3 separate regions of the Mus musculus genome follow, and all the other regions are linked to region 2. Evidence: chromatin loops called from intact Hi-C (ENCODE). Cell type or tissue: gastrocnemius. All regions are shown on one strand.

Evidence for each region. A loop is a pair of places that touch in the nucleus more often than their neighbours do. Peaks named below come from ENCODE experiments on the same cell type or tissue, not always from the same donor. Only the 100,000 strongest peaks of a DNase experiment are listed, where the experiment ranks them.
Region 1: it touches region 2 in a loop (6-fold over the local background); 2 of 42 quality-filtered maps call a loop at or near these places.
Region 3: a loop joins it to region 2, with 4 times the contacts of the local background. A loop is called at or near these places in 3 of 42 quality-filtered maps.

Annotation. Positions count from the first base shown.
Region 1 is chr7:29,950,707-29,958,706 of GRCm38, reverse strand. Zfp74 (zinc finger protein 74) reads left to right here and starts at 4,642. Exons shown (of 6, transcript NM_178384.4): 1 at 4,642-4,852; 2 at 6,817-6,993. It overlaps C230062I16Rik (a long non-coding RNA gene), which reads right to left and starts at 6,654. Exons shown (of 4, transcript XR_003946630.1): 1 at 4,751-6,654; 2 at 1,673-1,747. In gastrocnemius, CTCF peaks have their summits at 3,780 (motif pointing left) and 4,660; DNase peaks (open chromatin) are centred at 3,776, 4,730 and 4,953; H3K4me3 peaks cover 2,468 bases; H3K27ac peaks cover 2,009 bases.
Region 2 is chr7:30,087,194-30,095,193 of GRCm38, reverse strand. Zfp566 (zinc finger protein 566) reads left to right here and starts at 4,684. Exons shown (of 4, transcript NM_152814.2): 1 at 4,684-4,906. It overlaps Zfp260 (zinc finger protein 260), which reads right to left and starts at 118. Exons shown (of 3, transcript NM_011981.4): 1 at 1-118. In gastrocnemius, CTCF peaks have their summits at 65 and 3,748 (motif pointing right); DNase peaks (open chromatin) are centred at 401, 706, 4,671, 5,619 and 1 more place; H3K4me3 peaks cover 3,023 bases; H3K27ac peaks cover 3,461 bases.
Region 3 is chr7:29,901,238-29,909,237 of GRCm38, reverse strand. Zfp27 (zinc finger protein 27) reads left to right here and starts at 3,134. Exons shown (of 5, transcript NM_001037707.1): 1 at 3,134-3,184; 2 at 5,179-5,338. It overlaps Zfp383 (zinc finger protein 383), which reads right to left and starts at 721. Exons shown (of 5, transcript NM_001243908.1): 1 at 587-721. The coding sequence starts at 593. Mir7668 (microRNA 7668) reads right to left here and starts at 2,729; the gene lies at 2,671-2,729. In gastrocnemius, no CTCF peak of the experiment used is centred here; DNase peaks (open chromatin) are centred at 742, 2,400, 2,811 and 3,006; H3K4me3 peaks cover 3,155 bases; H3K27ac peaks cover 3,757 bases.

The sequences.
Region 1 (8,000 bases), 140 kb after region 2:
TTTCAAGTTTAAGAAGCCTAAAGCTGTCAGAGCGGGGATGAAACAGATTGAAAGCCGGGAGAATAGAAGCAGAGAGCCAAGTTAAGAGACTATAGCCACACTGCACATGGGAGATGACAGTTCAAAATGGGAAGGAAGCTGTGTGGTCAGTGGAACGTAGTCCCGTTCTAGCTCTGTTTGCAGGTAGAATGGACCCAGCTCCTCATGGAACTGTAGCACGTGCAATGGAGATAAGCATGTCTGTAAGAGCTCCTTAGTTCCCTGGTTTGCTGCCCCGTTTCAGCCTCAACCCATTCAGTTTATTCTCAATTGCGAGAGAGAGAGAGAGAGAGAGAGAGAGAGAGAGAGAGAGAGAGAGAGACCCTACTCAAGTGAGCACAGATCACATCACCTCCCATTCCCGAATTTCATTCAGCTGGAAGACGTTTGCATTTGAGATAACTACTCTGCAACCACAGGAACAACTCAGTCGGCAGTTAGATATGAAAGTCAAGTTCAGGGATGAGAGCTAGCTGGGTGGAGTGGTGTACACCTTTAGTGCCATCAGTCATGAGGCAGAAACAAGTGCTACACAGGAAGACCCTGATTCCAATGGAGGTAAAAAGGATTTAGATGCACAAAGCGTATTTTAAGTCATGAGACAAGATGAGATTACTAAAGCAGCCAATGTAGGTAAAAGAGGAAGCCCCCCCCCCCCGAACTAAATCTGTGGTTCCCCATGTTCTTAAAATTTGTTCATGCATGATGATTTTTGCAAAGTATCTAGAATTAAGCTGACCTTTATCTTAAATAAGGGGGAATAGCATGCCAAGATGAGGGCATAGTATGTGTAAGACCACCCATCACAAATGCATATAGGGCTGGGGAGGTGGATCATACTTAAGAGGGTTGCTATGCTCTTGCAGAGAATCCAAATTCAGTTTCCAGCATTCAGGTCAGGTGGCTCACAAGTGCCTGTAACTCCAGCAACAGAGGACCTGACTCCCTCTTCTGGCCTGTGTGGGCAGCAGCACACAGGTGGCACACACTCACACAGATAAGCACACATATGCTTAAAAAAAAATCTTTTGAGGGGCTGATGAGATGGCTTAGTGAGTAAGAGCACCTACTGCTCTTCCAAAGGTCCTGAGTTCAAATCCCAGCAACCACATGGTGATTCACAACCCTCTGTAATGAGATCTGATGCCCTCTTCTGGGGTGTCTGAAGACAGCTACAGTGTACTTACATATAGTAAATAAATAAATGAAAAAAAATCTTTTGAAAAAAGACAAAAATTGGGCTGGAGAGATGGCTCAGTGGTTAAGAGCACTGACTGCTCTTCCGGAGGTCCTGAGTTCAAATCCCAGCAACCACATGGTGGCTCACAATCATCTTTAATGAGATCGGATGCCCTCTTCTGGAGTGTCTGAAAACAGCTACAATGTACTTACATAAAATAAATATATAAATCTTTTTTAAAAAAAAAAAGACAAAAATTTACAATTTAAGGTAGTGAGCTGACAGAATGACTTTCACACAGAGCGAAAGAAATTAATATAAAATCAAGCGAGACAGCCAGGGATGGGACTCCCATGCTGGATAGGCCAAATCATTTCAGCAGCAGGGAAGTTAATGTCAGCTCACTTTGAAAGGTGGGAAGGGAATTAAAGGAGAGAGAATATACCAGCTCACCTGGTGCACGGCTTTAAGAAGTCCGACAGCCACTCTTCCTCTCAGCTCCTCCTAAGAAATGGCGATCTGGGCTAGCTGAGATGGGAAAAGAACACGGCAAACTTGGCATTCCTCTCAGCATCCACATTACCTACCATCTGATGTTCCTTCCTCCTGTTGCAACCTTCCCTTCAGTAAACAGAGTTGGTAGAGACATAGGAATTGGTTTGCATACGATATAATCCATGCTCAAGTCATTTTCAATTTATTCCTTGGGCAGCAACTTTACAGAGCTTACAGAAAAGACACTGGGTGACAGTTTCAGGAAACTCACATACTCAAAGTCTCAAAGACGACATTGCCAGCCACTGTCACACACATGGATGTACATGATGTCAGATGTTCACTCTCTCCTACACGTCTCAGACGCTCTGGTGCCACAGGCTGCCATCACTAACAACGGACTTACATTCTAGTCACAAGGAGGCTCCCCGATGATGCACAAGGGGGAAAGGGAAGGTACCAGGCATAGATTCAGTCGCACATTGGGTGACAGGCTCGCAGAACTGTAACAACCATTTCCTACTTCCAGGGACGCACAGAAGGCCTGGCGACCAGATTCCAGGTGGACACTCCCCAGCCACTTCCCTGTCTCGCTTCTTCCCTGAAGGCTCTGGAATGTTCTCCACTCCAGCTGCCACAAGTTGGAGAATCTAGCCTCTGAGTAGGAGGGGGACGGGGGGGGGGGGGGGGGGGGAAGCTCCTCTGTTGCCTGGGCTCCCAGAGGACATTGGGAAATGTAGTCTGGATAGAAGGGACTATAGCACCTTGGAGTTCAGTGGGACGGACAAGCCTCAGTCCTAATGTCTCTTCTCACCGCCAAACCACGTGTATACAGACACAAATGCAAGCAGAACACCCATGCACATAAAGTAAACTGAAAATATTTTAATTATTTTTACTTTTTATGTGTATGAGTATTTTTGCCTATATCTTTGGGGCATCAGTTCCCAGAGTGCTCTTAATTGCTGAGCCTTTTCTTTTCTCTTTCTTTTTCTTTCTTCCTTCCTTTCTTTCCAAGATTTATTTATTTTATGTATATGAGTACACTGTCACTGTTTTCAGACACACCAGAAGAGAGCATCGGATTCCATTACAGATGGTTGTGAGACACCATGTGGTTGCTGGGAATTGAACTCAGGACCTCTGGAAGAGCAGAGGGTGCTCCTCTTAACCACTGAGCCATCCCTCCAGCTCCTTGCTAAGCCTTTTCTCTAGTCCCTTCACAGATCTTTTTGTGGGATGGAACCCAGGTTGTCAAGCATGCCAGGCAAGCACTCTGCCACTCAGCCATGCCCTCCGTATTGTCTTCATCTGACTCTGTACTTCATTCAAACACATAGTATTTTTCTTCAGGAAAAATTTCAAGATTTTGAGAATAATACCTAACTCTCTGAGTGTGTATGTATGTACACAATTCTTGGAGTGTAACAGTGGAAAACATGATTTGCTGGGTTAGGCAAACATTTCTGGAGTCATGTGTGCTTGATTGTGTTCACAGTATATATGATATTTGTGATGTTTAAATGTGCTGTGGTAGATTTGTGGAGAGTGTCAGATTGAGTCGGACAAACGTTGAAGGGTTAGAATCATGGATATGTGTTTGTGTATGGAATTCTCTGTGGTGTCTGATTAGGAACCAACACTGTATGGGAGAAGCTATCTGTGGTGCTGGGATAGACAGAAAATAAAAGTTAGGATGGGGGTGGGCCTGTCAAACAGAAGCTGGGCGATTTATCTGAGCTTGAGGCCAGTTTGGGCTACATGTCAAGCGATGGCAAATTCAAGAAGTTTATTTGACAGCAACAATATTATGAAAGGAAAAGAGAAACAAACTATTGCTTAGAGTTCTATATTCTGTGTGAAATAAAATAATGTTGCTTAAATACTATGATAAAGGAACTATGTACACTATACTATCTATCTAAAGCAGGGGCTGAGAGACAGATTAGGCATCAAGAGTACTTGTTGCTCTTGAAGAGGACCCATGTTTCATTCCCAGAACTCTCAGGGAGTGGTTCACAAGCACAGGCCACTCCAGTTTCGGGGAATCGGATGCCCCCTTCTGGTCTCTCTGTGTATTGCATGCATGAACTGCAGACAAAATACTCAAAACACGTCAAGTAGAAATAAATAAACCTTTAAAACAAACAAACAAACAACAACAACAACAAAAAACCCTTGTTCACTAAAGAGTATTATCAGGACAATAAAAGGACAAATTACTCCTACAGCAAGGGTGGAAAGTATTTGTAAAAACGTATATCTAATAACGTCCCCCTCCCCAGTGGTGATTGTTTTGTTTTGATGGAGAGAGAACGGCTAACTGGTACAAGGGTCTAGTTGACTAGTAAATGGCTCCGTTTCCTTAGGATCTAGTTAGTATGTAGACATTGCTCAGCAATGGTGTTTACAATCCTACGTTAACAGTCCAGTAACACTGTCGGTCAGAACAAGGAGTCTACGAAGTATAGACAAAAGCATGTTTCTGACAAAATTGGAAGATAGCAATGAAACGCTGCAAGAGAACACCCAGCCATGATTACAAAAGTGGTTGCAAATTCACACAGTTTTAAATGTCACTGAACTTCAAGGTCTCTTAACTCTATAAACTCCACACCCTGACCCCATAGTCTAGTTCTCACACACACGTATTCACGTAACTCCTCCTTCTGCCTGCTACCAAGAGTTTGTGACTCCGGAGGACCATCCCCATCATAAAGAGGTAGACAATCTCGGGAGAGAGCCCTGATCCAAGGGAACTAAACAAACTCAGCCGTGCTCTCTTCCTGGCTCAGACTCCCTAACCCTGAAAGTCTCATAGCCGAGGGCCAGTTTTTCATTTGGGTGAGCACAGGTCTCGGGCCGCGAAGGGCTCTGGGAAATGTAGTTCAAAGCAAGAACGCAAGGGATCCTTTCGGATTCTTCTCAGTTGCAAGTTGCACCCCCAGGCTGTGAATGCCAGGCCGCGGGGTAGCCGCTGCTACAAAACCCGCCCAGGCTCAAGCCGGTCCCCCTGCCGCAGCGCCGCGCCCTTACCCGAGCCTTGGCCACTCTCCTGACTCGCACGCCGAAGGCCAGACCCGCCCGGCGAGCCGCGCGGCCCTCTGGGAAGTGCTACCCTGCGCCTAGCGGACCCAGGTTTGTGGGTCTTCTTTCCCAGCCTAGCAGCACCAGGCCGTAGCCCGGAGGCTGTGAGCCTTGGGCGGCGTCGGGTTGGGGGATCGAGACCCGTGGCCCGGCTCAGCGTTGAGTCCCGGAAGCCGTGAGCTGGAGGCCAGGACTCTTTGTGCTGGGTGGAAGCCAGGGCCCTGTAGAGCGGTCGCGGGTGTGGGTAGAGGACGGGATGCCTGCGGTTTGCAGCAGCCGTGATGTGACTATAATTTGCTCGTTATCCTTTATGTGCCTTTACGAACGTGGGTGCACATGTGATGGCTGAGATAATGAATGAATGCATTAATGAAAAACTCTGTGGGTGGAAGTTAGGCGGGTAGGATTGTGTGGAGATGTGTGAAGACCGCGTTTGAACGAGTGCTACCTTTAGCCGTTTATAATAATTGAAAATATTTTTATATGAAGCATCAGTATCTCCAGGACTTGACTATTTTCCTGTATTGACAAACTGTCTTGTGTACATGACAGGCGAAATTCATTTGCCTTGCAGCCCAACTCCATTTCCCAAATAGCAAGATACAGAAAAGCCCAAAGACTAAAAATTATTTATTTCTCCTAGTCAGTCATGCAGCTCCTGACAAATTGACTTCTTTACACTCGTGAGCATGAACGCGTACATTTATGTGCTCATATAAAGAGCATGGCCTCTTAAAAGAGCAGTAACGGGCTGGAGAAATGGCTCAGTGGTTAAGAGCACCGGCTGCTCTTCCAGAGGTCCTGAGTTCAATTCCCAGCAACCACATGGTGGCTCATAACCATCTCTAATAGGATCTGATGCCCTCTTCTGGTGTGTCTGAAGATGGCTACAGTGTACTCACATAAAATAAACAAATCTAAAAAAAAGAAAAAAAAAGAGCAGTAACATCATATATACAGTTCTGTAACTTACGGCTCTTATTTAACCATTGATGTTGTTAACATATTGACATCAACAATTACACATTTCAAGTGTATACCATTTAAACACACACACACAACACACACACACACATATATATATCCTGATTAATTTCTGTTTTCAACCTCTTGAAGTTATAAACCAAGTTCATGCAGAACTGTTTGGCAATGCTGTAATGTACCCCATTTCCTCCCTCATACCTCCTCTTGTTTCCTCCCTCTCTTCGGGTGGCTTTTAGAAGTGGAGTTGATATGTTAACAAGCATATCCTTATTAAAATCTTCCAAAATCTAAATAATTATACCCAATGTAAAGTTCTAACATCCTACAATATTACTGAAATAATCAATGCATCAGTATTTCAGTAATATTGGAATAGAGATATACCCTGGATAGCAATGAATACTGTAAGTAACAGAATCTTTACCTTCATAGTTATAAAATAAAATTTAGGTTGCAATGAGAGACCAAACCTTTTGGGTTCAGACTCCGTCTCCTCTTAGAGAACCTGACCTAAGGTGGAACTTAAAGTTAGCTAACAGGCCAATAGCTAGCATCAGTTTCCAGGCTACACCCCAACAAGACCTGTGCCTACCAGTTTCCAGGTTACCCCCCAACAAAACCTGCTTCTGGCACCAGATCTGCACCTCCAGGTTACAAGCCTGACCCTGACACTTCCCTTCCTAACAACCAACATAAGGAGGAAAGCAGGAGTTAAGTTTATGGTTTGGCTTAAATTTATATTAAAGGCCATAATGAATCCCCAATCAGGTGTGCACCAGGCTAGATACCTTCTTCTTGCCTCTATAAATGCTTGCCTGAAACTGAACTCAGGGCACCGTGTTTCTGCTGTGTCAGGGTTGGCAGGGAGCCCATGAGACCCTAATGTGACTGCATTGGATGGGGCTCCTTGGTGGTCTTTTTGGGGTTCATGAAGGTTTCATGGCACAACAGCAGTACTCGTTAGCAAGATCAATCATTTAAGTAAAGATCTCTTTTGTGATTTGTTTCCTAAGGTGGTGCTCTGTTTTCAGCTCTCATTTTCAGAGTTCTTCCTGCGCTGAGGAGCCTTTTATAAACTCAATATTTATTGAATGTTGGACATATATCAGTCAATTGTTGGTGTGTGGGATATAGCAGCGAACAAAAGAAGCAGTGACCCCCCCCCCTCTCATGATGCTTACATTGCCGAGGACCAGATAATAAACAAAGTAAGTAAATATGAACCATATCAGATGCTGAAAAATACTTAGAAAAAAAAAAGTCAAAATAGGAGGCTATTTAGAATTAGAGATGGGAAGTAGAGTCTAGATGGAGGGCCAGGGAGGACAGAAAAGGAGCGGTAGATGACAGGAGGAACACAGCGAGGTTCAAGTACAACGGAGAAAGGGTTATTCCATACAGGGAACATGCAGTTGTCAAGGTTTTGATGTTTTCATGCTTGCTCTGATGAACACACTGGCAGTGGCTGAAACAGCCAAGGAGGGGGAAGGCCAGGGGTGGCTGGGTGGGGGGAGAGCAGAGGAAGTTGGGCTTCGTAGACCGCAGTACCTTGAGTGAGATGGGAGGTATTTTGAGCATGTGGATAATAATCTATCTGCTCAATGGCAGCTTTTGCTGCTCTGGTGACAGCTGGAAAAGGAGTGAAGAAGGGTCAGGGGTGGGGTGAGGGAGGGGGCAGAAAGACCAATTAGGAAGTTTTTTTTTGTTTTTTTGTTTTTGTAAGATTTATTTATTATATAAGTACACTGTAGCTGTCTTCAGACACACCAGAAGAGGGCATCTGATCTCTTTATGGGTGGTTGTGAGCCACCATGTGGTTGCTGGGATTTGAACTCAGGACCTTGGAAAGAGCAGTCAGTGTTTTAATCGCTGAGCCATCTCTCCAGCCCCAGGAAGATCTTAGAATAGTCCAGGGGAAATATGTTGGAGATCAGGACCAGCAGTAGTAACAGGCAGTACACTCAATACAGCATAAAACAGAGCTGTGGCGGTAGGTGGCTGCAAGAGCAGAGCCACCATGTGACTGTAACAAGATGGCACAGTGTTTATTCATAGACTGCAAATGTAAGTTAAGAATTCAATTCTTTTTTTTTTGGTTGCTTTGTTTGTTATTTGAGACAGGTTTTCCCTGTGTAGCTCTTGCTGTCCGGGAACTTGCTTTGTAGACCAGGCTGGACATGAACTCAGAGATCTGCCTGCCTCTGCCTCCCAAGTG
Region 2 (8,000 bases):
GGCGAGCCACGAAGCCTGCGCCTGCGCACTCCTTCAGTGAGCTAGCACTCCCAGAGGTCTCTGCCCACCAGGGCTCTGAACTAGAGGATCTTTTTCCATTCTAGTCTCTCTCTTTCGCTCTCTTTTTAACTGTGAACTACATTTCCCAGAAGTCTCAGGGGTTCTAGTTAATTTCCCCTCCACTCTCCCGAGAACTTTTCCCAGTGGATAAGTAGTAAAAGGTTGGAACTCAGATACTACCACTTTTACACTGTGTTACCGCAAAGGACAATGGTGTGCCAAGGTGTGTAATGAGTGCAGCTTAAACTCACAGAATAGGCTTTTCCTTGCCTCCAGGGCGAGATTCCCAGTAAGGCGCAATCCTCTGGGTTTTACGGGAGAGGACGCCATCTTGGCCACCGTGGCGCACTGCTGAACTACATTTCCCAGAAGGCATCTCAGGCTGATAGTTGGCAGCTCTGCAGAGAGTTGTATCAGACTCTGGTGTTAAGGAAGCGATTGCTACAGTATCACAAACTGAAGCCAGGCTGGAATTGAGACTGATAATTGGGTTCAGACTAAACAATCAGGAAAATGAACTATTGTGAAATTGTAATTTTTGTAGCCGTATGTCCTAGGGTTGTGACAGTGTGTAACAATGTGGAAAGCAGTATGCAGGTGAGTTGTGGGGTCCTGTGGGAGGTTTGTTAATGCGTTACCTGAGTGTTAGGTCCCAAAACTGGGGCAAATGGCTGAGATGCCTGTTAACATATCAAAGCAGCTGATGGCCTGGTGAAGGTGTTACAGCTCTAAAGGGAAAGCTATCCTACAGTTGGGAGCCAAGGAATACCACAAAGTCACACCCTACAGCAAACCTCGGGAGAGATGTATTAGGAAAGCCTCAAGAAGTTGGGTGCCTTTGCTTGGGAGAGAATCAACAAAGAACAGAACAGGAGGCAGGCATTATATAGGGTTTGGGGGGAAAGGAGGCGGGGCTTCCAGGGCGGCCTGGGATTCTTCCCCCCGCCCCCGCCCTTTTTTCCTCTATAGAGTGGATCTTGTCTGTATCTCAAGGGGCTGGAAACAGCCTTCTCAGTGGTAGAACAGTCTAGAAGGCTGGCCCTGAATACTCTTGCACATCAAGGGACTGGGCCAGGCCATTAGATTAGTATAGAGGTGGGGCCTGGCTACCTGTGCTTGTCCTGGGCTACCCTGCCTCCTACCCTGAAATCTCCCACCAGAGTTGGGCTGTCCCTTCCCCAGCTTCTCTTCCCTATATAATCTAGCCCGTTTGACCTCTTGTCCACCATGCTTGGTTTTCTGCTCTCCTGACCTCTAGGCTTCTGCCTCTCTCCTTATCAAACAGCCCAGTGTGAAACCAAAAAGGTGCCACCGTGAACTGTGAGCTAAATTCTTGATCCTGGAATATATGACTGTCCTTATGGCTTACCAATATGTCTTACCAGATACCTTCCCAGGTACCCTTTTACATGATACATTCCCACACCCACCCCACACACAGCCTTGAGCCCAGCCCCCCCTTCTGTCCAGATTTTTAACAGCCAGTTATAGCTACAGCTTTATTTATTTATTTATTTATTTATTTAATTGTATGTGAGTACATTGTTGCTCTCTTCAGACATACCGGAAGAGGACATCAGATCCCATTACAGATGGTTGTGAGTTGCTGGGAATTGAATTCAGGAATTCTGGAAGAGCAGTCGGTGCTCTTAACTGCTAAGCCATCTCTCCAGCTCTCTACACCTATTTTCTATCAACCCTAACCCTTCCCCATAAAAGGGACTCCAAGAGCCAATAAGAAGCAGCTCTCTGAAACCCTGACTTCAGGAGAGGCAGCCTACTTGCGGGCTTAGATTTTTTTTTTTTTCAAAACCTACTTTATTTAGGGTTCTTAAACACTTCAACTTCCCTTCTAATCCACCGACCAGAAGCAAGGGAGAAAGGTTAATAGGAAAAGGGAGTCACAGACCCATTTAGAAGTAGTTTCTCGGGGCAATCCCACTCTTCCTTGTCAGGATTCCAGCAGTCCAGGCCAATAGCAAACACCAAAAATGAATCAGTAGTGGCGGCAAGATCCAGCAGAAACTGCAACTGGCCCAAATCAGAGGGAGCAGCCAGGAGCAGCCGGAATACCACGAGAAGTTCTTTGGTGCATTTCTCTCGACAAAGTGAAGACCAGCGAAGCTTTGTACGGAATAGGAATGCAAGAGCATCCTCTCACTGTTTGTGGGGTTCCATTTATGTTCTTTCTAAACATTATGTGCCTTCTGAAGAGTCTGGTTTCAGCAAAACATCACGTGCCCTCTCATAAGGGAGCTTCCGGAAAAACATCACCTGGCACAATTGAGTCGTCAGAGAAACCAGAAAGTCCCACCTCACAGCAAACACTTTACCAACTCAGCTACCTCTCTGGCAGTCTTTTACAATTTTGTTTTGTATTTATTTCTTTGAGACGAGCTCAAATAGCCAAGCCTGGCCTCAAAGCCCTGCATAGCCTTGAACTCCTGATGCCCCTTATACGTTTAGGAATTATAGTTGTGTCTTACTTTTTTTTTACTTTTTTTTTTTTTCCAGACAGGGTTTCTCTGTAGCCCTGGCTGTCCTGGAACTCACTCTGTAGACCATGCTGGCCTCAAACTCAGAAATCTGCCTGCCTCTGCCTCCCAAGTGCTGGGATTAAAGGCATGTGCCACCACTGCCTGGCTCATTATTAGTATTCTAATTTTAGGAGTCCAGTGATTCCAATCAGAATGGTCTTCTAAAACTTATGAACTGTATTGAGATAATATTAGCAATATAAAGGTTTGCAATTAACAGGCAAAAATATCTTTGGTATATAGATAATTTGTAGAATGTACATAGCCTAACATGGCCTTAAATTCCCTATGTAGCCCAAGCTGGCCTCAAGTTTCTTCTGGTCCACTTACCCCGTAGCCCAGTGCAGGGTTCCAGACATCATTATGCCAACCCAAGCTCTTTGTTGATAAGATTGTCTAAACTTGAGGTCAGAACAGAATATTGAATCTAGAAACATGAATGAATTCACGGAGCATTGGTAATTTATTGTGGCAGTATCCCAGGTCAGTGGGAAAATCGTGGATGACTGAAAAAACAGTATCAGGATAATATAATAGTGTGGGAAATTAATAGGTGGCTGATGTCATCATTGGTTTAGGAATTACAATGTCTCTGCAGAAAACAGAGAGAGACAGAGAGGCAGAGACAGAGAGAGAGACAGACAGAGAGAGAGACAGAGACACACTGAGCCTGGTATGGGCTTTTGAAACCTCAAAGCCCACCCTCCAATAATAACACACCTCCTCTAACATGGCCATATCCCCTAACCCATCCCAGGCAGTTCCATAAACTAATGACTAAGCATTCAAATGTATGAGCCTATGAGCCAGCTCATTCAAATCTCCGCACCCAGCAATCCCAAACTTCACTTCCCTCTAACATGCCTGGTTAGTATACCCGTTATCATTGGGGTAGTCTACCGGCAGCTCTCCCTCAGCTCCATTCTATTCTGGGTAACTTCATATCCTTATAAGATCTTCATGTCTTTATAGTATCTATTTCGTTAGGACTGTGGCAGCTTTGCAATTAACAGAGAAGTGAGGTAAGCCGTGTTGTCCCTATTTTCTGAAGAGAAAATCTTGATTTATACAGAGATGTAGTCTTTTAACTTCAATGTCGTTTTAAAAGATTTAATGTGAGTGCTCTGCTGCATATACATCTGTAGGCCAGAAGAGGGCATCATATCCTCTTATAGATGATTGTGAGCCACTATGTGGTGGCTGGGTATTGAACTCAGGTCCTCTGGAAGAGAAGCCAGTGCTCTTAATCGCTGAGTCATCTCTCTAGCCCCAACTTTAATGTCTTTTTCAGACCGACTGACTTGTTATCTCCTGGACTAGGTATATTTATTGGTTATGGAAATCACTTCAAAGGAAGATGCTTTCTCCAAGTGTTCCACTGTAGTTTTTAATGTAACTACCTCTCAGTAGCCAGGGATGACCCTGATCCTCCTGCTCCTCCTGCGGGCTAGCATTAGAAGCATGTGGGAATCCAAGGTGTGGTCCTGGTATCCACCCTTTCAACCTACAGGACCTGCTAATGAGTACCAAGCCAAATGCATGTCCAGAACAAGTCACACATCTGCGGAGGAGATCTGTTCCTGCACACTTCTGGGGCGGGGGGAAACTCGGCCGCTAGAGGTGGCCAAGCAAAGGCTTAGCTCTCTGAGAAATTGAGATAACTTTCCCCCTTCAATATATTTTTTTTCGTATTGCACTGAATTATATTACTAGAAGTCTCAGCCGCATGATTATGCTTACTATGCAAATCACACTCCGCCCCCTACCAGTTCTCCGCCCCTTTCCTGATGCAGTCTATCCTCTACAGATAATACCAAAAGTCCGGGAAATCAACAGATTCCTAACTTTTTTGAATGATTTTAAATGCAGTAGTGGAAGCTGATATAGGGTTCCATGTATCCTGAGGATGCGTTTCTATTTGGGGTGTCCTCCGCTCGTCCACCACACTGAGGGACCGTTAGAAGCCCCGCCCATCGGGAGCCATCTTGTCTGCCGCGTTCCCTCGGACTGACTACATTTCCCAGAGGGCTCCCTGGCTTCTCGCGGGAAGATCACGCGCCTGGCGTGACTTCAGAGCTTTGCTGGCAAGAGGGGAGGTGCACTGAAGGATTGCAGGGCTTTGGCAGCTTGCAAGGAAGGCCTTTGGTGCGGAACCCGGGAGGAGGCGGGGCGAACGCCGAGGCTGGGCTTTGTGCGGCAGAGGAGTCGGAATTGTGCGGCTAATTTGTGAACAGTGATCGCGGCGCTAAGGGGCTGGACTGGTGATGAGCATCAGTTTCTGCTAACACCGTGGCGGCCACCACCCCTTGGTGAGTGGGAGGGAGCGAGCTGGGGACACGTGCGGCATTGTGTGTGGATGTGGAGAGCTGCTGACTGGGTGAGTGTTCTGTCTCTGTAGGGGCGTGCGACTGTGTGATGTTGTGACCACGTGCAGCACAGTGCAGGCGCAGATACCTGTGGATTCTGTGTGGTAAAAGTGAAGTTGTGCTTAAGTTACTTTTTGAGCCCCTAGTAGGTAGTCCTGTCTTCTCGTAGGTAGGTTTCCGATAGCCGAGTGTCTCTGTTGTGGGTCTGTGTGTGGGTTGTGAGTGTGAAGTTTTGAATGTGTATCTTGCGTGCATTCTTCTTTAGCCTTTGCTCATTTTAGAGGTTCATTTGTGAGCTATCATGCTTTTCTTTGTCTTTTACTTTGTTTATTTGGACAGCTGTGTAGGACTTCCCCGTGTTAAGTGGGATAGCGGCTTAACTGAGTCTTTGTGCTGTTTGATATTTCAGGATCTGAAGCATTTATACATCTCGACTATTAAGGGTAGCCATATGAGTATTTCCAACTGTTTTTAATGTTTACTTTTAAAAATTCACTTTACATCCTAATCTCAGCCACCCTCCTTCCTCGCTTCCCAGTCCTACCCTTACAAATCCCTCCCTCCATCTCCCCCTTACCTTGTCCTCTGGGCAGGAGAGTCCCTCTGGGTACCACCCCTCCCTGGGGCACCTAGTCCCAGCAGGTCTAGGAAGCACAATCAGGCAGTCGAAGTAGGGGGTGATCCAATGACAGGGAACAGAGATGGAGACAACCCCCGCTCCACTTCTTAGGGGGACCCACATAAACACCAAGCTCACACTTGCTACAAACGTGTAGGCGTGGGGTGGGGAGTGTGCTTAGGTCCAGCTCTTCCATGCTCCCTGGTTGGTGACCCAGGCTCTGTGAACCTCCATGCTCCCAGGTCAGTTGACTCTGGGTCTTCTTGTGGTATCCTTGACCCCTCTGGCTTGCTCACTTCTATCCCATACTCTTCCACAAGACTCCCCAAGCTCCACCTGATGAGTGTGGCTCTCTGCATCTGCCTCCATCCACTGCTGGGTGAAGTCTCTCAGGAGACAGTTATGCTAGGCTGCTGTCTGCAAGCACAAGAGTATCATTAGTAGAGTTAATTAGTTTCTCTCACATGGGATGGGTCTCAAGTTGGGGCAGTCATTGGATGACTGTTCCCTCAGTCTCTGCTCCATATTTATCCCTGCACTTTCTATAAACAAGACAAATTTTGTGTTGAAGATTTTTGGAGTGGATTGATGTCCCGTCCCCCTGCCTCTGGAAGTCTTGCCTGGGTACAGGAGGTGGCCCCATCAGTCTCTATAATTCTCCTCTAGTAGGAGTCTCAGCTAAAGTCACCCCATAGGCTCCCTGTAGCCTCTTCCTTCCCAAGGCTCTAGCTAGTCACCAGAGATGCCCCCCCTCCCACCGCTGGTTTCCATTCTCCCAGCCCTCTCTCGCCCTCCCTACTTGATCGCCATCCCTGTTCCGATCCTCACCCCCTCTCCTACCCATTTTCCTCTCTCCATACATCTCTGATGATTATTTAGTTTCCCCTTCTGAGTGGGATTCTCAAACCCTCCCTTGGACCTCCTTATTACCCAGTTTCTTCTGGTCTGTGGATCATAGCTTAGTTATCCTGCACTTTATGGCTAATGTCCACTTATCAGTGAGTACATACGGTGCATGTCTTTCTGACTCTGGGTCACCTCACTCAGGATGATGTTCTCAAGTTCCATCCATTATCTGCAAAATTCATCTGAAGTATATGGCACTTATTCATCTCATCAAATAGTAGACATTTGAGTATTTCTAACTTTTAATCTTATAAACATTCTGCCATGTCTGTTTTAATTTTTTTCTTTTGAGACAAAGTCTCACTGAATAGCCCTGGATGGCCTGGGACTTAGTCTGTATTCCAACCTGGACTTGAACTCACAGATCCACCTGCCTCTGGCTCCAGAGTGTTGGGATTAAAGGCGTGCGCCTCCACAGCAGATGTGTTATAATTACCTTTACAGTAGGATGCAGGAGCTTCAGTTCCCACACCCTCTTCTAACCCCAAAAAAGGTTTAAAATGTGATTTAAAATAAAAGATTTAATTTTAAACTATGTATGGTTGTGCAGGTCTTTGACCCCAGCACTCTGGAGTCAGAAGCAGGTAGATCTCTGTGAGTTCAATACCAGCTTGGTCAACAGAGTGAACGCCAGGACAGTCAGAGCTATGTAGAGAGACCTTTTCTCACAAAACCAGAGAGAGAGAAGCAGAGAGGTGGGAGGGAGACGTGAGTCAGTCTGTGAAGGCCTGGGTGGTCTAAGCCTCCGGCAGTGCTGTTGTCTCAGTCTCGGGAGTGCTGAGATTCAGACACTTGTATCATGATCTACCCTATACAAGAATTGTATTGTTGTGCCAGGAAGTGGTCATGAACCCCAAAAGGCCATCAGGGTCTCTTTATTACAAGCTTAGACTTGGACTCTCCTCCCTCCCAGCCTTGTCACAACAGAATCCTTGAGCCCTCAGCAGGACAAGTTTTTATAGGAAAATAGGAGCAGGGGAGGGAGGGAGGGAGGGAGGGAGGGAGGGAGGGAGGGAGGGAGGGAGGGGGTGTCCAGTCTGGCAAACATCTAATAGAAAGGCTATTAAGCCGACAGGTGGGTGCCCTGAAGCAAGACTGTAGATAATCACAAACAAGCTGAAAGTACACCCAAAATAACCAGACTAATCTTTGATTAACTGTTGCTAGGAAGTAGCTAGGGAGTAACTCTGGGGTATGGGCAAGGACAAGCCCTGGGGTCCTTCCTGGTATGTGGGTGCAGCTTGGGTTCTGCTGCAGGTCAAGTTCTCAGGCTTTTTTTTTTTCTCTTTAAGATGGAGGCTGGTTCCAAGGTGGAGTAGGTTTGGCCTCTCAGTATATCTTCATGTGTGTGCTTATGTGCCCAAGAGCCATATTGCCCAAACCCCTCCTGTCCCATTCCAGAGCCTGGCTCTCTGAAGTTAGGGATGTTGAGATATCTGTCTGTTCTTCCCACTTTAGACCCCTCAAAGTGTGGGGTGAGTACTTGGGGAATGACTGCTGTGTGTACTGAGT
Region 3 (8,000 bases), 190 kb after region 2:
GATCTCTCTCTCTTTTTCTCTCTCTCCCCCATCTATTTTTCTTTCGCTCCTATCTAGCAGGAGGGTGGTGTTGTGTGTGTGTGTGTGGGGGGGGGGGGGGGGTATAAAGGGTCGGTGAATAAAGGAACCCACAAAGTAACAAAGATCAGCTACATCCAACCATGCTCATGGTATCACATAAAGTTACATAATCACACTCAAACATCCTCACAGTCACAGGTACCCAATACACATAGTATACAAACATACAGACAGTCCCCCTCTGATTAACACTCTTGGAAGCATAATTACTGGCTATCTGATATATCCCTCATACACAGGTGCTATACCGTTACACACAATAGGTCCAAACACATTGGGACACAATCACACACACTGCCACAAAGTTATTAATCACATATAATAAAGAAAACGTGCATACGTACACACACAGCTCTGCGCATGTTCACAGGTCATTGACACACCCACCAAAGAATCCTAAAAATCACAGCCACGCACTCACTGCGTCCTAGAGTCACTTAAGGTCACACTTAAACAGAGCCAAAGCCTCACTGCTGCTCATCCTGCTAGACCAGCTCCCACTGACCTGACATCTCAGATACTGACTGGTATTTCCCTTCAGACCCCAGGGCCGCAGCTTTGGAGCCTTAACAAGGGCCTATAGGCCGCTCGCCGTACACTTTCCCGTCCCCGGACGACGAGGGTCCCGCAGGCAAAAGAAGGGGCTGCCTAGCACTCGCGAACGCTTCTGGGAAATGTAGTCCGCGATTGGAACTGGCGGGGAAGATGGCATCCATTCTCGGATTTCCCGCCAGAGCACGGCCTGAGGCAGGCCGAGGAGCTCGTTCCGCATTTTCAATTTTGTGCGTGAAATTCCTAGACAGATATACAAACTCGGACAGAAACTCTTACAATGCATTGAGCCCCTTCCATGATAGGGGGCCAATCTCAGAGAATCACTGTATGTTTTTGGAGTAGGTTTGCACCGGAAGTTGTGTAGAGTCGCGTGTATTTCTGGGAAATGTAGTCTAAAAAAGGAACTGCGTGGCACTGGTCTCCTGGAACAAAGTTGTTGAAATGATTTCTGAGATACCACACCCTGAGTCTGGACATTTCTGGGCCTTGTAACTCACTGTAGGAATTTTCAGGATGACGACAGATTCTCCGTTTTACCCTTTTCTGTTGGCGAGGCTCAGCATAGGATTTATATGATCCATTTAGGTGGCATATAAAAAAAAAGAATGAATATTAGTTATTAAAATCTATCAGATTTAGGAAGAATTGTAAACGAGTGGTTGTTCCCGAATAGGTATAGGGTTCTGTTATAACGTAGTGAAAAAAATTCTCTTCGAATTTTTATTTATTTTGAGTCTGGGTCTCACTCTAGGCGGACTTGCAAGTCACTATGCAGACTTGGTTTGCACTAAACTCACGTAGATCAGTCTGTCTCTGTCTCACAAATGCTTGGACCAAAGGCAAGCTTCATCATACACTGGGTACACCGTTTTACTTTGGTGTTTATGGGACTCATTTCTATATAAATATTTCCTTTCTTAGCTGCACAATATTCTATTTTATGAGTTATGTGTATGAGTTTGTATATCTAGTCACACGTTTGTGGTTGTTACAGTAATCTCTAAATTAGTTGATTTTAATAAAGGAAATAGAAGCGTTTGTTTACAATTCTTCTCGCTCTCTCTCTGTCTTTTGAGACAGAGTGTAGCCCTTGGCTGTCCTGGAACTCACTCTGTGGACCAGGCTGGCCTCGAACTCAGAAATCTCTGCCTGCCTCTACCTCCCTAGTGCTGGGATTAAAGGAGTGTGCCACCATCGCTGGCTTGTTTTTCCTGTATTTGCCTGTAAAGGTCAGAAAGGGATGTTACATCACCTAGGGTTACAGACAGATTTGTGAGCTGGGAACAGAACTCCGGTCCTAGGCAGAGCAGTATAAGCAAGCATTGTTTGTTTGTTTGGTTTGGTTTTTTGAGACAGGGTTTCTCTTTATAGCCCTGGGTGTCCTAGAACTCACTTTGTAGACCAGGCTGGCCTCGAACTCAGAAATCCACCTGTCTCTGCCTCCCGAGTGTTGGGATTAAAGGCGTGCACCAGCACGCCCGGCCCTATTTCAGCTTGTAATGTCAGTCTTTTGAGCTTAATTAGATATTTAGAGGGTGAGCCATGGTATTAAATTAAGGCTTCATTTACACACTAAGGAGATTGCTATCCATTAATTATATTTTAATTTTACGTGCTTTTAATCACATGTTGGTGCCATCACGCCTAGCATTAAACTATTCTTTTTCTTACAGCTGCCTACTAGTTTACTTGAGGTGGTTAGAGTGGAGAATAACGGAAACGGATGGGCTTCACCCATGCATTCTTCTCTGTCCTTCCGACACCCTGACGTGAAGGGAGCTTCACGGCGGTATCTTCCAAGGGATTTATCCCAGATTCTACTTTATCTCCCAATGTGGTTTGTCTTGTTAAAGATTTTGACACTCTTCCAGTTGCTTCTGATACTGGTCTGATGCTCTTGGAGTTGCTGGTTTTTTTCTACCTTTTTCATGAATGGTTTTTTTTTTTTTTTTTACAAAGTGGATTGTACCACTTTGATTTGTCCCCTCATTTCCACATGGTTTCTCCCACAAGCCCTCTCAATTTTTTTTTTTTCTCCTCTGAATCCCCTGCACCGCATGGTTTCTTCCACAGAGAGCAGGTTATTCAGAGTGGCAACTAGGTTTCTCAGTGTTACAGAACTCATGACCCCGTGTCCAGAAGAACCTCCTCTTATCGGATGATGCTCGGACGTGGGCCACAGTGCTTGGGTCTACGTTCTTTATCTCATTCCGTGTAATCTGGCTGGATAGCTATTCCTCTGCTGTACGGAATGCGTAAATTTGAAAGATGGCGGCCTACGCGGCATCTCTGGGCACGACTATGTTAATCGATCCTCCTAAGGAATTGTGTACAAAGGATCTTGAAGCTATGTAAGCACGCTGTGGGTTATTGGAGTCCTCTGGCATCGGAGGTAATGCTGAGCATGCGCAGTACTAATAGCCCAGGGCCTTTTTTTTTTTAAGACCGGAAGTGACCTTGGTGCTTGAAGGTGGTTCCCTCCCCCTCCCCCTCCCCCGTGCTGCTTCCATTGAGTCTTAAGGGCAAGAAGTCATCCGAGATGATTCCGGTTGGTTTCAACTAGAATTCTGTGGAGTCAGTAGTGTGTGCCTATGTTGGGAGTTAGTGACCGGGTGCTGTCTGCTGTGTTGATGGTTGTCAGTGGCAAGGATTTCTCCGATCAATAACGGAACTCTGAGTTTTGGAGGAGGGAGGTCGGCCGGGTGATGTGTGATTGTGATGACAAGTGAGTGATGTTAGGGAATGTGATGAGTGGCTGAGGGTCTCGTGGGGTTTTTGATAAGTTTGCTTTCTAACCCCAAAGTTTAGCTTATTAATTTTTAGCCTTGGTTAATGTAATACTTTACATTCTTATGTATTTATATGTAGATTTTTTATTGTCTTTTAAATATAAATGGCTTTCTTTTTTAATTCGTTTTCTGTGATCCAGGAGTCATTTGGAAATGCATTTTCTGTTTCAGATAATATCTCTGGGTAGTGGTCTAGCTGAAAAATGTTTTATGGTCGATACCATAATCACTTTTCATAAATGCCACATTGCATAAAAATAATCGTTCCTCAATTGTGTTGTGTGTGTATGCTTATGTATATACATATATCGCAATATGTTGTGATATATATTAATATATTTAATCCCAGCACTTGGGAGGCAGAGGCAGGCAGATTTCTGAGTTCGAGGCCAACCTGGTCTACAGAGTGAGTTCCAGGCAGCCAGGGCTACATAGAGAAACCCTGCCTCGAAAAGCAAAAAAAAAAACAAACAAACAAACAAACAAAAAAACCACACACACACACACACACACACATATATGTATGTATGGATATATATATATATATATATATATATATATATATACACACACACATATACATACACAAATACACATATATATTGTGTGACCATCATATGACCTTACAGTTTTGCCTTTGTTTTGTTTTGTTTTTTGGAGCCCTGGCTGTCCTGGAACTCACTCTGTAGACCAGGTTGGTCTCAAACTCACAGAGATCCACCCTCCTATACCTCCAGATTTCTGGGATTAAAGGCCTGTATCACCACACCAGCAGACATTACAGATTTGGTTTTTAAATTTATTTATTTTATGTATATGAGTACACTGTAGCTGTCTTCAGACACACCAGAAGAGGGTATCAGATCCCATTACAGATGGCTGTGAGCCACCATGTGGTTGCTGGGAATTGAACTCAGAACCTCTGGAAGAACAGTCAGTGCTCTTAACTGCTGAGCCATATCTCCAGCCCCCTTAGAGATTTTTTTTTTTTTTTTTTTTGTCTGCTTAGTTGTGGAGGGATATTGCTCACAATGGAAATGTAATTTGTCCATCTCTCTTTGGTCCATTTCTGGTTTATATGTTTGAAGTTATATTGTTATCAACACTTATGTGTATTTTTACAAAATATATTTATTTTTTGAAGAGTCTATATGTATACAATGTATTTTGGTCTCACCAACCCTTACTACATCCCTCCAGTTATTTTTAATAATAGGTATGACTAAGTAGTTCAAGGAATATTGTAGCAATTAGAGTGTCCACCATAAGTTTGTAAAAGAGTTTAGTTTCACAAATATCTTTCCATTTTGCAAGTTTTCTTTCTTTTGTCCGGTTCTTACCCCTTGGCTTTTTAAAAGCATTGCTATGTTTCTTATATGGTAGTAGGCGCTTTACCCTCTAACATGTCTCCCCGGACCCAGATTTTCTTAAATTTTCTATTCTCTCAGCACTGTTTCTTGAGGCTAGTCCCTGGTACAACAATTTCAGCATAATAATGGAGACTAATTAGCATAAATTCTTAGATCTCTAGACTTGCTGGAGCAGAAGTCATGGGAGTGAGGCTGAGAATTTTTAACTATATTTTGACAATACCTCTAGATAATTTGAGTGCATACCTGCTCAAGTTTGAGAACGACTGCTCTGTGAGGTAACTGGCATGTGTTTCAGTGGTGAATGTCTAATGACTAAGGATTTGACATTTCTGGGTATCTTGGTATCTCTGAGCGGCTCCTTACAAGATCTTCTTCCACAGCACTTCTTCCTCACAGCTCTGACTGAACTCATAGAGGACCGCTAAGCTTCTGGTTGCTGAGAGGACAGGGTCTAGACCCAGCGTGATCATGCCAACTGACTGGACTTCAACCCTGGAAGCTACACCACTGGCCCCAGAGGATCTTGGGAGCTCATGTGAGGTCAGGGGGGCGGGGTCTTGGGGGTGAGACTTCCTCCAAGGAGTAGATGTCCCTAATTTGTCCCAGGAGTCTCAGAGGAGAAGCAGATAGGCCACCCGAACAACTGAACCCCTAAACCTGCCCCTCAGGGAACCAATCTTGATCTATTTATCGAAAAATCAAGAAACACCTGAGCAATGTCATCCACTCCAAAGGCAATGAGGGTGGACCATCATGAGAGACTGTTGTTTGGCATCCTACCGTGTTTATCTGTTGTCTGTGGATAAAATTTTTGGTAGAAATTACTTCCAGATAGGGTTTCTGAAGGAATGGCGCCATTTCTTTTCAGAGCGCCACACTGAACGCAGATAGTCTATTGATTCGGTTCTTGACATTTCTGCTTCTCAGTTAGTCTCCAATTTTCATTTTTCCTCCACAATTTTTACTGCTTTCCTTTTTGGGAAACATTGTCAACTTTGTCTCCTCCCGCTCTGTTGCGCTGCTGTTAACACTATCAACATTTAATTTCAAGTTTTGGTTTTAAACATTTTACACAGTGAGATAGGTCGCTAGGTATGCTTACCCCATAAGCTTGGAGACACAAATTCAATTCCTGCAACCACATAAAAGTGGAAAGAGAACAAACCCCATGAAGTTGTCTTCTGTCTCCATATACCATCATAGCACACACAGCTAAAGGCTGACAAGCAACACAGTGCCAAGGTTTCTCCATCATATATAGCCTGCACGTCTATCTCAGCAAAATGACCTTCACCAAGCAGCTGATCTGTAGAAATCTCTCTACCCTTGGCTCTGTTTTGTTGAGCCATATCCTTCCAGTCTTGAGGGGTTCTTCTTCTTTTTTTTTTTTTAAGATTTATTTATTTATTATATGTAAGCATACTTCAGACACTCAGAAGAGGGCGTCAGATCTCATTACAGATGGCTGTGAGCCACCATGTGGTTGCTGGGATTTGAACTCAGGACCTTGGGAAGAGCAGTCAGTGCTCTTAACCACTGAGCCATCTCTCCAGCCCCAAGACTGAATATGTTGTAATTCTGATATCCTGCTCTCTATCCTGATTAATTTTAACAGGTTCACCTCCAAGCTTTGCCTCCAGTCCTCATTATTTTCTCTCTGCCGCTCAGTCTCCTCTGTGAGCTGCTGTATCCTTTACTCTCGCGTCTTTTCCAACTCCTGTCTCCAGCCTTCATTTTCCTCTAGAAATTCCTTTAATTCTAACGTTTCCTCTAGTCCACTACACTGCCGACTCTTAGATTTCTCTTTCTGCTGTTCAAACTGCTCCTCTATACATCCCTGTATCTTCTGTTCCAGGCCCTGCGTCTAGCTTTTAAATTTCTCTTTATGTTGTAATTCTGATATTGTTGTGTCTATCTTATTTTGACTTACTAACTTTAGTAAATTATCCTCTAGACTCTGTGTCCAAATTTTATCCCTAGCTCTTTGCTGTTCAGTTCAATCTATGAATTTCTGCATCTTTTGTTCTAGCATCTTTTCCAGCTCCTGTCTCTAACCTTCATTTTCCTCTCTCTGTGGCTTATCATGACCTATAAATCCCTGAACCTTTAGTTCCATCATTTGCTCTAATCCCTTTTCTAAGGCATGTAATTTTTAAATCTAGGGTCCCGTCTTTTGAGAAAATATAGTAAACCAAGATATTGTAAAAACTGTAATTGATAAGTGTCAATTAAATCTACCTCATTCAACCATACAAAATATTATCCCAGAAAACTCAAAAGGTATTTATTGTGTTTCTCATCTTTAAGTATCAATCTATTCTTTTTTTTAAGATTTATTTATTATTATTATTATATCTAAGTACACTGTAGCTGTCTTCAGATACACCAGAAGAGGGTGTCAGATATGGATGCACCAGAAGAGGGTGTCATTACGGATGGATGTGAGCCACACCATGTGGTTGCTGGGATTTGAACTCAGGACCTTCGGAAGAGCAGTTGGCTCTCTTACCCATTGAGCCATCTCACCAGCTCCCCCCTCACTCAGCTTTCAGTCCACACATTGTTGCAGTCCTGGATCACAGCCACAGCCATTTATTGGGGATGAGGGTGGGGGTGAGGATGGGATGGGGGTAGACTTTTATTTCAGGTTAGTTGAGTTCTGAGCCATATGTTGGTGTGCCAATTTGTTGCAGCGATTTCCAATCCCAGTAAGCCTGTATAAAACCACACAACCCAGTTATTATATTTATAACTATATGCCTAGATTGGGCAGATTTATCACTATCCTCACTTATTTCCCAGCTATGAGACCCTTTGCTACTTGCAGTTTTTCCTGGCCATGTGGTTCTGTTCCTTGTTGGCTCTACCTCTTCTTCCTCCATCCCCTCTCTCTCCCTTCTCCTTCCCTGTCCCCATGTGCCCCCACTCTCTAAAACCTCCAGTCCCACCTTTCCCTTCTACTGCCTTTATTTGACCAGTTAGAATGGGGAGAAAGTTCATGAGAGAAGCAGAATTAACATCAGAATATAAACAGCACCAGGGCAACCCACAACATGTCCCCCTTTTTGTCCAATTTAAAGGCTCTTTTCTCTTAGATATAAATTGAGCACAACCATCACAATTATGTAAATTATAAAGTACAATGTACACTTGTATATTATATTTGTATTAGTGGGTGTAGAGAGAATCTCTTGTGCACTGT